Regions from separate parts of the Mus musculus genome. Here region 2 is linked to region 1. Evidence: chromatin loops called from intact Hi-C (ENCODE). Cell type or tissue: heart. All regions are shown on one strand. Each heading gives the region's core, and the rest is flanking DNA. Links, peaks and the distances in the headings are about the cores only. Region 1 holds the start of Manbal (mannosidase, beta A, lysosomal-like). Region 2 holds the start of Ctnnbl1 (catenin, beta like 1).

What was found. A loop is a pair of places that touch in the nucleus more often than their neighbours do. Peaks named below come from ENCODE experiments on the same cell type or tissue, not always from the same donor. Only the 100,000 strongest peaks of a DNase experiment are listed, where the experiment ranks them.
Region 2: a loop joins it to region 1, with 2.5 times the contacts of the local background. A loop is called at or near these places in 1 of 42 quality-filtered maps.

The regions. Positions count from the first base shown.
Region 1 is chr2:157,364,390-157,369,764 of GRCm38, forward strand. Manbal (mannosidase, beta A, lysosomal-like) reads left to right here and starts at 3,205. Exons shown (of 3, transcript NM_026968.3): 1 at 3,205-3,251. It overlaps Gm39974 (a long non-coding RNA gene), which reads right to left and starts at 792. Exons shown (of 3, transcript XR_866905.1): 1 at 1-792. In heart, for the core only: no CTCF peak of the experiment used is centred there; DNase peaks (open chromatin) are centred at 2,552 and 3,222; H3K4me3 peaks cover 1,902 bases; H3K27ac peaks cover 1,357 bases.
Region 2 is chr2:157,734,913-157,740,287 of GRCm38, forward strand. Ctnnbl1 (catenin, beta like 1) reads left to right here and starts at 2,489. Exons shown (of 16, transcript NM_025680.4): 1 at 2,489-2,647. The coding sequence starts at 2,618. In heart, for the core only: a CTCF peak has its summit at 2,408; a DNase peak (open chromatin) is centred at 2,479; H3K4me3 peaks cover 1,427 bases; H3K27ac peaks cover 1,110 bases.

The sequences.
Region 1 (5,375 bases), core at 180-5,179:
GAAGGAGGCTGTGCCTGCAGCAGCCACACTGGGCGTTTCTTTTTACATTTGGAGACAGATAGTAACGGGTTTCAGAGTACATGTGTTAGCATGTACCTACATCACCCGTATCAGCGTATTTCCCATATTACCTGTAGTAACATGCCAGGGCTGGCCGTACATGTCACACACTAGGTGACTTGAGCAGCAGACATTTATTAGTTCCAGCAGCCAGGAGCGTGAAACCAAGTAGTCTGATGGCACTCGGGAAGGCTTACGAAATCTGTTCTACAGCCATCTCGGCTCCCAGGGCTTGACGGTGGAATTTTGGTGTTTCTTGACCTATAGGAGCATCCCTCCATGTTTGCCTTCATCTCCACATGACATCCTCATGTGTGCATCTGTGTCCAAATCCACTTCTTTTTAGATTAGATTTCAGCATTCATCCTATTGACCTCATTTTTCTCTTAAAATATATATTTGTGTGTGTGTGTGTGTGTGTATGTGTGTGCGCACATATGTCTGCATGTTGTGGGAAGGGAAACATATGCTATGACATACATGTGGAGGTCAGAGAACAACTTAGTGGAGTAGGTTCTCTCTTATTTTTATGTGTTTTCTGGGGATAAAACTTAGGCTACCAGGCACATGCACGTATGCAGCAGCATCTTGACTAAATACACCATCTCCTTGGCCCTCTTTTGTTTGTTTGAGACTGGATTGCTTTATTTAGTCCTGGCTCTTGCTACGTAGACCAGGCTGGCTTGGAACTTGGAGTTCCTTCTGCCTTTGCCCCTCCAGTGTTGGGATTAAGTGTGCACCTCCATATCCATCTCTCTCTCTCTCTCTCTCTCTCTCTCTCTGTCTCTGTGTCTTTTGACAAGGTTTCTCTGTGTGTCCTGGCTGTCCTGGAACTTACTTTGTAAAACCTTGCTGACCTCGAACTCACAGAAATCTGTTGGTCTTTGCCTCCCAAGTGCAGAGATTTCAGGTGTGAGCCACCATGTCCAGCTGATTTACTTTTATGAAAATCCTCACTCCGTAACTTAGTAAAGCTCATTTCCTATCACGACAATGAATACAGCAAAAGGTGGCAGACCTCATGGTCTATATGGCCTCCAAAGAGTAAAAAGGCCCGGATCACCAACCCCAGGAAGCACAGGAGAGGGAGAGGCCCTAGGCTGCTGAGGAGTCCCTGTCCCAACTCAGCCCCAGCACTAAGACCCATCACAGTTTCTATCCTAGACCCGTGGAAGAAGGGGAGGGGCTTAGGGAGCCCTATTCTCTTGAACACCGTCCATAAGGTTCACTGCAACCCCTTCCCCCACAAAAATCCTGCCTCCAAATAGAATCACATTCTGGAACAGTAGAGGTTAAGTTCTGATATATCTTTGAATAGAGGGTAAAGAATTCATAAAACATCTTTTTTTTTTCTGGGTGTGGTTGCTCACACCTTTAATCTCAGCATTAGGGAGACAGAGGTAGACGTATCTCTGTGAGTTCAAAGCTAACCTGGTCTATATATCTATATAGAGAGTTCCAGGCCAGCTAGGATGACACTGTGAGACCCTGTCTCAAAAATAAAAAACGCTCAAGCAAAAATGACTGTCTTTATCTATCCATACATATTGGGCACTTTTAGGGCAAGTCCTGTATTAAATATTTGTTCTCTCCAGACCATATATATGTGTGTGTGTGTGTGTGTGTGTGTGTGTGTGTGTGTATGTATATATAATATAACATAACATATATAATATATATAATGTTTTGTCTGCATGTATGTATTTGTATCACATGTGTGCTTGGTACACAGAGACCAGAAGAAAGCTTCTGGTTTCCTGACATTGGTGTTATAAAGGATTTTGTGCCATTATGTGGGTGCTAGGAACCAAGCCCAGGTTCTTTTGGAAGAGCAGCAGACACACTTAACCACTGAGCCTCTCTCCAGTCCCTAGTTACTCGTTTGTTGCTGTTAGGCTCCGATAGAAGAAACTTTGCAAGTTTGTTTTGGCTTGGGTTGTCGATGACCGTCTATGTCTACCATTGGGAGGACCTCACAGCAGCAGGAGTTTGGAGCAGCACGCTTGAGGATTCTGCCTCAGAAGTAGAAAAGAAAAAGGAAAAAACAAAAACAAAAAACCAAACAACCCAAAATCCATCTACACAATTGATTTTGAGGCTGGGCATGGCTCAGTGAGTGAGAGTGCTTATTGACTAAACATGAAGGTCTCAAAGACCCAAAGTAAAAAGCCAGGCATGGTCACTCATACATCTTTAACGCCAGTCCAAGGCAGAGGAGAGGAGAGGATGGATACGGGATCCCTGCGGCTTTCCCTATCTCAAGGGAATAAGGTGGACTATAATAGAGCAAGACACGTGATATACTCTGGCCTCAGCAGCCATAGGTACATGCATGTGAGTGCATATGCCACACCCGTACCCACACCAATACCCACCCGTGGCACACATAATTAAAGGATTTAGGGGTCAGGGCCACATCAGCTGACCTAGAGATAGTTTATCTGGCTGCCAAGCTGAGTTCGTTGGCTGGAGGCTTGATAACTGCCCACGTGAATCTCACTCTGCGGGACTTCCCAGGAATGATCAAGAGCGAGGAAAGAGGAAGTCACAATGTTTTTCTGTCTTAATCTCGGAACTCAAGCTCAGTATTTCCCCAAAATTCTATGGGTCACATTGGTCAGCGTGGGAGACTGTGAAGGCTTGACTATCAGGCACCAATCACATCACTGCCCATTAAACTCCATTCCTAACTGGTCTGCCGCACTTATTTCAATGCTGATTTTTGCCTTCCAAACATTTATCGCATTAAGGATTCCCTATCTATTATGTGACTTACTGACTATAAACTCCATGGAAGCAGAGATGTTCACTGGTCTCTTTTTAATTTATTATGGTGATTTGTTTTTGTCTGAATTATAGCATGGTAATGTTTGTCCTACCCCTTATATTGTAGATTTCTGGCTCAGACTTAGAACTGAGTTCTAAACTGGGGGGAGACCGGCTGTAATCAGGAGAATTGCCCCCAGTTCGAGGCCAGTCAGAGCTACACTGTTGAGACCCTGTCTCAAATCAAATAAAAAATTCATTAAAGCTTCAACCTTCGGTGTCTAATTAGGGGAGAGCAGGAGGAAGACGGCGAGGAAGCGGTGGACCTGGTAAAACCCGCTGAGCGGAATCTGCTGCTGCTCCCAGCACATCGCTTCCGGGTCACGAGGGATCACTTCCGGTGCGGCGGCGCGGCGTTCCGGGAGGTAAGTATTGAGGCTCGGATAACCCGGCCGAGGCTTCCCGGCGGGCGGGATCGGGGCGGCGTTGCGGGTTACAGCGGCTTCCGGGGTTGCGGAGGGCAGTTATCTGTAAAGGCAGTCTGCGTTCCGAGGAGACTGGGGCCCTCGCGAGGGTTGTGCAGGGCCAGGGCCCAGCCTGCCCTGCGCCGGGACCAGCCGGGGCTTGGCTTGTCGGGTGTGCCCTGGATGGCTGTGTTACCTCGGGCATCTCGATCTTCCTCTCCCGGTCACTTTCCTTCCCCGCAGAAGGCTCCCTTGGGCCTGTGCGGAGGATGCGAAGGCCGGGAGCGTATCAGTGCTTAGTTGCAGTGTGTGCTTGAGAGAAAACTGCCAGAGAAAGGGATGGGGAATGCGATAGCCTCCCCGGTGTCTGCGGTTCCAGTGACCTGACACCTGGAAATAGAAAGTGGAAGACTCCAGAAACAAACCGCGCATGGCTTTGAATTTGTGTGTTTTGAGTAGCTCAGTAGTGGAGACTCACCCAGCGTGCTTGAGTCCCATGTTCAGACCCCAGAACTGTTCTTCCCGGCCCTAAGATAGTAGCACGATGAAGTTTTACCTCTTCCTGCTTTACACGTAGGTCATCGTCTTGCTTGGCGTATCCCTCTGTATACGCTACCCCCTCATTAGTCACGTAGGACAGCTGCCTGTGTAACCCTCATATCAGCACAAGAGTAGTAATGATAGCCTTTGGGGTTTGCTGAAAAAGGTGCTATTTTAAACAGCCTTTTTTTTTTTTTTAAAGGAAGATTCTTAGGCTAAAGTTGCTAAGCTATTTGGTGAGAACAAAATTTTTGTTGTTTTTCCAAGACAGGGTTTCTCTGTGCAGCCCTGGCCATCCTGGAGGAGCTCTGTGGGTTGGAGGCTAGCCTGGTCTACAGAATAAGTTCCAAGTCAACCAAAGCTACACAGAGAAACCCTGTCTCGAAAAAAAAAAAATCAAAATTAAAAATCAGAGCTGGTGATATGGCTGAGTTGGAAGAGGGCTTACCCAGCGTGTAAAAGCCTTGGTTTTTATCCCTTGCATCCTAAGTCTGGGGGTGGGGCAGAGCATGCCTATACTGTTCTGGGCTGCATAGCAAATTTGAGGGCTCCATGGGAACTTTGCTGAAACATCAATAAGTGGTAGTTTTGTTTTTGAACCTCACATTGCCAAGGTTACAGCCATAGTGTGTAGTAAATGTTTACTTAGTTAGGATAGAGATGGCATCGAATTTGTGAGTAGAAACGGACAAAGACTGCCTTACGCTATGTGAAGGCTTCAGCCAGGCCTCCCCTGAAACAAGAGCACAAAGCCACTTCCTGGGAATAAGGGATGGTCACACAGGTTAGGGATGGATTCGTTCTGAAACCAAAATCTCCATAGCGGACGTCACTGCCAGTGTGGAGGTCTCTGCTATAGTCCCAGCAGAAGAACACATGAAGGCAGTTTTGAAGTGCCAGCAAGTGGGGAATTGGAAGGCATGTGATGATGCAGCGCCAGCAGTGTGGACGTCATCAAATGTTGCCAGTGTGTTTCAAATTCTATGTGCCCCAAAGGACACCATTATTAACTATGATACTGGGATGGAACAGAGCATTAAAGCCACCCATGTGATCCCTTAAGGACCATATTCCCTGCAATCATTATTGATAGAATTAATAACTTCAGATTAATATGCCATTAAAATATTTCTTTATTTTTAGACAGGGTTTCAGTTTTGGCTGGCCTGGAATTCAGCATACAGACCAGACTGGTTTAGAACTCAAAGAGATCTGTCTGTCTCCCTAGTGTTGGGATAGAAACTGTATTCTGTCCCAAGCAACTGCAGCGTCTTCTTGAAAGGTTTTATTAACTGAAGTTTTTAGGGTAAAAGACTTGGCTCTGACAGTGCCAACGAGCTAGATTTGGCTACTGATTGCTAATATTTTAGTTAATGAGATAACTAGCAGTGAAGATCAGAAAAGAGATGTATTCGGTGTGCCCGCATTGGAAAAAGGAACAAATAATAGGATCCTCTGGCTTCCAAGTCCCTCCCCAAGATTCTGTCATGGAGTTTAGGCTTGAATAGAGGTGGAGGTATGCATAGCTAAGCAGGTCTGGCAGGA
Region 2 (5,375 bases), core at 61-5,060, 370 kb after region 1:
TGGAGTGCTAGGATTAAAGGGGTGCACCATCACACCTGGCCCTGACCTTTTCTTTAACTCATTTTCATAAATTGGCAGCTTAGCTGGGTGGGATCTTGCTATGAAGCCACTGCTCCCTTCATTCCATTTAACATCAAGATTAAAAAAAAATTATCTCCTTGAATAGAGGATTTAGCTCCACTCTACTTCTTGCTGTCCCATTTCTCCTTGAACAGTCTCTAGGCCACACACTAACATTCTTCTCCATTGAAACCTCTTGAGGCAGGTCCCCATAGGTTCAAATCACTCCAGGTACCACTATCTTCCATGTTCCTACTAAGATGGCCCATTAAGCCCCACTTAAAGCATTCAACTGCTTTTCTAATCCAAAATCCCAAAGTCTGCACTCCTCCAAACCAAAGCATGGTCAGGCTTATCACAGCAATACCCCAGTCCCTGGCACCTACCTTAGTCAGGGTTTTATTGTTGTGAAGAGATACTATGACCATGGCAACTCTTATACAAAGGTTTCTTTGGGGCTGGCTTACAGTTCAGAGGTTTAGTCCATTATGGTTATGGTGGGAAACATGGCATTGTGCAGACAGACATGGTGCTGGAGAAGGAGCTGAGAGTTCTATATCTCGATCTGTAGCTAGCAGGGAGAGACAGTGATACAATAGCCAGGCTTGAGCTTCTGAAACCTCAAAACCTACTCCCTAGTGACACACCTTTCCAACAAAGCCACACCTCCTCTAACAAGGCCACACCTCCTAATAGTGCCACTCCCTATGGGCCCATGGGGGCCATTTTTATTCAAACCTCCAGACTGGGCTTTTGCAAATCTGCCTATTGAAGCTGACTGAGGCAAGGCACAAACTAGAAAATAGTTCTGTTCATGGTTACCTTTATTCTGTCCTGCCTCTCTGGAGGTCACAATCTACACTTAATTGAAAGGGAGGGGAAGGACATGCAAATGAACTCTGTAAAAAGCAGTTTACATTGGCTACTCTTTAAAAACAAAAACCCAATCAGAAAGCATCCCTGTTTTGACGATCTCAACAACTTCCCAAAGTAGATAACATAAAATCCACTCTCCTTAACAACACTCACAAAGCCCACGGTGAAACCTTCTCTGTCATGCGTTGTTCTGGGCTTTGAAGATTCGAGGGTGAGGTTGACAAACTCAATCCCAACTTTTAGAGAGTTTGGAGTCCAATTAATGAGGCTGTCAAAACATAAAATGTCAACCATCAAGTACAAAATGACAGATTGAGTCTGTGAACAGTAGAGGAAGTGCTAACAGAGAGAATAATGAGGAGAGGTTGTGGCAGTTTGAGGAATAACAATTTTCTTATGTGTAGTTGGAGGTAGTTGAATGGGGTTTCTGGATGGTGTCTGTTGTAATCCCAGAAGAGGAACGCCTTGACTATCTCTCAATAATGGGCAAATTCCTTCCCCAGGAACCAACCTTTATATATATATAAATGTGTGTATGCGTGTGCTTGTGGGTCTGCACAGAGACCAGAAGAGAGCACCAGATCCCCCAGAACTGGAGTTACAGGCAATTGTGAGCTGTCCAGCATGGGTGCTGGGAACGGAAGTAGACGTCTAGAGAGCAGTAAATGGTTCTAAGCGCTGAGCCATGTCTCCAGACCCCCAGACCCTTTAATACAGCTTGGGTAGACAGGAGATCTTCCAGTTGCCACTGGGTCTTGTGTTAGTGAATACAAAGAAGCCTGGGGGAAAAAAACAAACATGATATCAATGGTTTCTCAGCCACCTATGGCCGGAAGCCATTTTGTAAGCCCAGGGGAAGCATAATGGGAACCCCAAAATGAAATCCACATATACAATTTCAGTATATCTACTAAGTACGCTTAACAAATGAGAGGAAAGTCAAATTCATTTCATAATATATCTTCCTTTACCCAGTAAGTGAAAAAAAAAAAAGGAACCAGTTCAAGTACGAAAAATCCACTGTGCATTTGATTAACACTTAACATCTTTATTAGGACTAGGCACACTTCAAGTGCCCCAGAGCCACATGTGACTAACTATGGGGCGCATAATTTCAAACCTCAGCTCCTTCCTCTCCCTCTTTCCCTCCCTCTTCTCTCCCTGTAGCCCTAGCTGTCCTGGAACTCGTTTCTGTAGACGAGGCTGTCCTCGAACTCAAAACATATGCCTGCGGAGCTCTGCCTGCCTCTGCTTCCCCAGTGCTGGGATTAAAGGCATTCAACACCACCAACAGGCCAACTTCAATTATCTGTGAAATGAGAATGAAAGAACAAAAGTGCCAGTCTCTGGAAGCTCTTTAAGGTTACCCACGAAATGCCAAGCACTCTGCTCTACTCTTGGATAACGGCCTCGCTTTTAGGTTCATCCCCTAAGTATCCGCCCCTTTCCCCGCCCCTTCAGGTTACAGGCGGAAGCAGAATTGTCAAAACGCGGCGCGCTTTACGGCAGCGCGTCCTTTTACGGCAGTGTGGCGGGCTCACCGGCCACGCGCTCTTTTACTCTATTGGTTCTGGGGCCTGGCGCTTTACGGCAGTGTGTCAGGAAAAGCCTCTGAGCGGCCCGTGGTTCGGGAGTTGAGTGGAGGCAACCAGGGTACCCTGTGCTGATTGGGTCCGGAACCATGGACGTGGGCGAACTTTTAAGCTACCAGGTAAGAGCAGTTGGCGAGGCCGGAGGGCTCCTCATCCTCGCTCGGGTAGCAGGGACAGAGTCCCGTCATCTTGCCTCCCCTCGGTCCCTGGCCCTCACTTCTCATGTCACCCGGGCTTGCATCCTGTCATTGCACTTCACTCCCCTAAGCCCTCTGGACCCTTTCGACCCCTTCCTTCTCCAGACCTGAGCCTTGTGATTTCTGTTCCCCACCCGGTAGCCCTCAGCTCCTCTTCCGTCTCGTTTCTACCAATTCACAGGGCTTGGGGAGACAGTTGTGAAGACCCCCGCCCCCCCCCCCCCCCCGGTGTTGAGCCTCAGTTTCTTTACCAAGTGTCAGTGTAGCTTTGGAGAAGTCTTTCTCCCGTCACGGAGTCTCAATTCTTCTTTTAAAATCTATAAAGTGGATGGATGTATGTGAAAGGTCATTTGAAAGTGCAGAAACCTGTGCCCACGTTCCCTGCTATTGTTAAGCTGTTTGGAAGACGGAGCTTGGAATGGGTCGGTAAGAGACCTCTCGACCTCCTTGCTCAGGGTGCTTGTGAGGAACGGGTGACCCAGAGAGAAGAAAGGACTCTCTTGAGGTCACTCAACAGTTACAAAGCTCAAGTGTCCAGACTCCCAACTCAGAGTTTTGTCCCTCTTTTGACTGCCTAACGAGGCTTCTTGTGTCCATCTTTGTTTTCATTAGCTGCAATAGGCGTTGGGACCCATAAACTGTAATTATTCTGAATTAGGAAGTACTGTAATTGTAAATCACACTTCATTTTAAAGACTTAGTATGAAAAAGGTAGTATTTTTATATTGATCACAGATCCTTGATCATATTGATTGAATATGTATGAGGCCATAATATGATGGAGCAGACTTTGGGTGATGGATGAAATAAAAAGTGGGTAAGCCAACCTTATCCACTTGCATTTTGTTCAAGGTGTGATGTTTTAAAAGTGATAGCTTTGCAGTCAAGAGTAGGCAGTGAGAACCTGTGAACTTGAGTTTAAAAGTGATAGCTCTAGGCCGGGCGTGGTGGCTCGTGCCTTTAATCCCAGCACTTGGGAGGCAGAGGCAGATGGATTTCTGAGTTTGAGGCCAGCCTGGTCTACAGAGTGAGTTCCAGGACAGCTAGGGCTATACAGAGAAACCCTGTCTCTAAAAAAAAAAAAAAAAAAAAACTCAAAAAACCCCCAAAACCAACAACAACAAAAAAGTGATATCTCTGCAGGCCAGAGTAGGCGGTAAGAACCTGTGAACCTGAGCTGTTAGCCATGGCTGCCTTGAATCTCAGTGCCTGAAAGTTGGGAGGGAGGCAGCGGCCAGTGGGTCACTGAGTTCCAGGCCAGCCAGGGGTACATACTGAGACACCCCACCACCACTACAATAAAATAAAATAAAAGGCCTGGATTTGGAGCCCCAGGTTGCCTTCCATGCCTTTTGCCTTACTAACTAGTTGTTGTAATCTTGAACAGATACCTCATGGTACCGACCTTATGGTCGGTTGTGAAGAAAGTTCTTCTTCTGGTAAGAGTCTGTTAAGAAGCTGGCGCCTTTAATCCCAGCACTTGGGAGGCAGAGGCAGGTGTATCTCATTGAGTCCGAGGCCAGCCTGGTCTACAGAGGACAGCCAAGGCTACACAGAGAGACTCTGTCTTGAAAAACCAAAAAATAAAAGCAAACCAAAATGAAAGAACAACAAAAAGCCTAGCTATGTCTGGTGGTTGGTGATTCACACCTTTAGTCCCAGCATTTGGGAGGAGGCAGAGGCAGGCGGATTTCTGAGTTTGAGGCCAGCCTCGTCTACAGAGTGAGTTCCAGGACAGCCAGGGTCTCACAGAGAAATCGTGTTCAGAAACCAAACCAAACCAAAAGAAAAGAAAAAAGAAAAGAGAAAAAAAAAGCAGTGTTAGGCCAATGTTTGTTGCAGTTAAAACAGCCCATAAATACTAATATTGGTAGTTATTTCCTTTAGCCAATATATACAACACTGACCCCGTAGATGGAGACTCCAGGCCTGATGAGAAAGAATACATTAAAAGAAAAAAAGGGAAAGAATACATAAGCAACAGATAACAGATGCGAGGCCATAATAGTTTTCTCTTTAAGATATGTAATTGGTGATGAAACAAGAAAGATGGTGGGAAGGTCACCGATGAGTGCTCGTCTGGGAGTTCTGGGCTGGCTAGTCCAGTCCATTGTTTCAGATGTGGAGCAACACTACCAGAAGGGGCCCATTCTTTGGTTACAGATATTTATTGACCATCTACTGTGTGCAATGCACTTGGTCCACTGAGCATATGATGTGGAAAGAAATGAGACAAGGCTCTTGCTTTTGTGTGAAAAGGCAAATATGGTGGGGGAGTCACCAGAGAATAACTAAGGAAGTAAACAAGAACTTCAGATGGCTGGACGTGTTGTGAGGGAGTGCAGCAGGGTCCGCCGCGGACATGTGAGCATACGTGGTGGCTGTTGTGCACATGGCTAGTGCACGTCAAAAGGGGGGCCCATCTGCATCAAGTTCTTTCTTATGTGTAAAGTGCACCCTGCATCTCACAGCCTTATTGTGGAAAGATGAAATGTCTTAATTTTTAAATATGGATTACATTTGATATACTGGATTAAGGATAATAGATTATTAAACTTAAATTTTGTGCCTACTTCCAAGTTTAATCTTCTATGTAAAGTTTGTGACTTCCACTGCATTTCTGTAGGCCAGCGCCATTGTAAATAGCTCC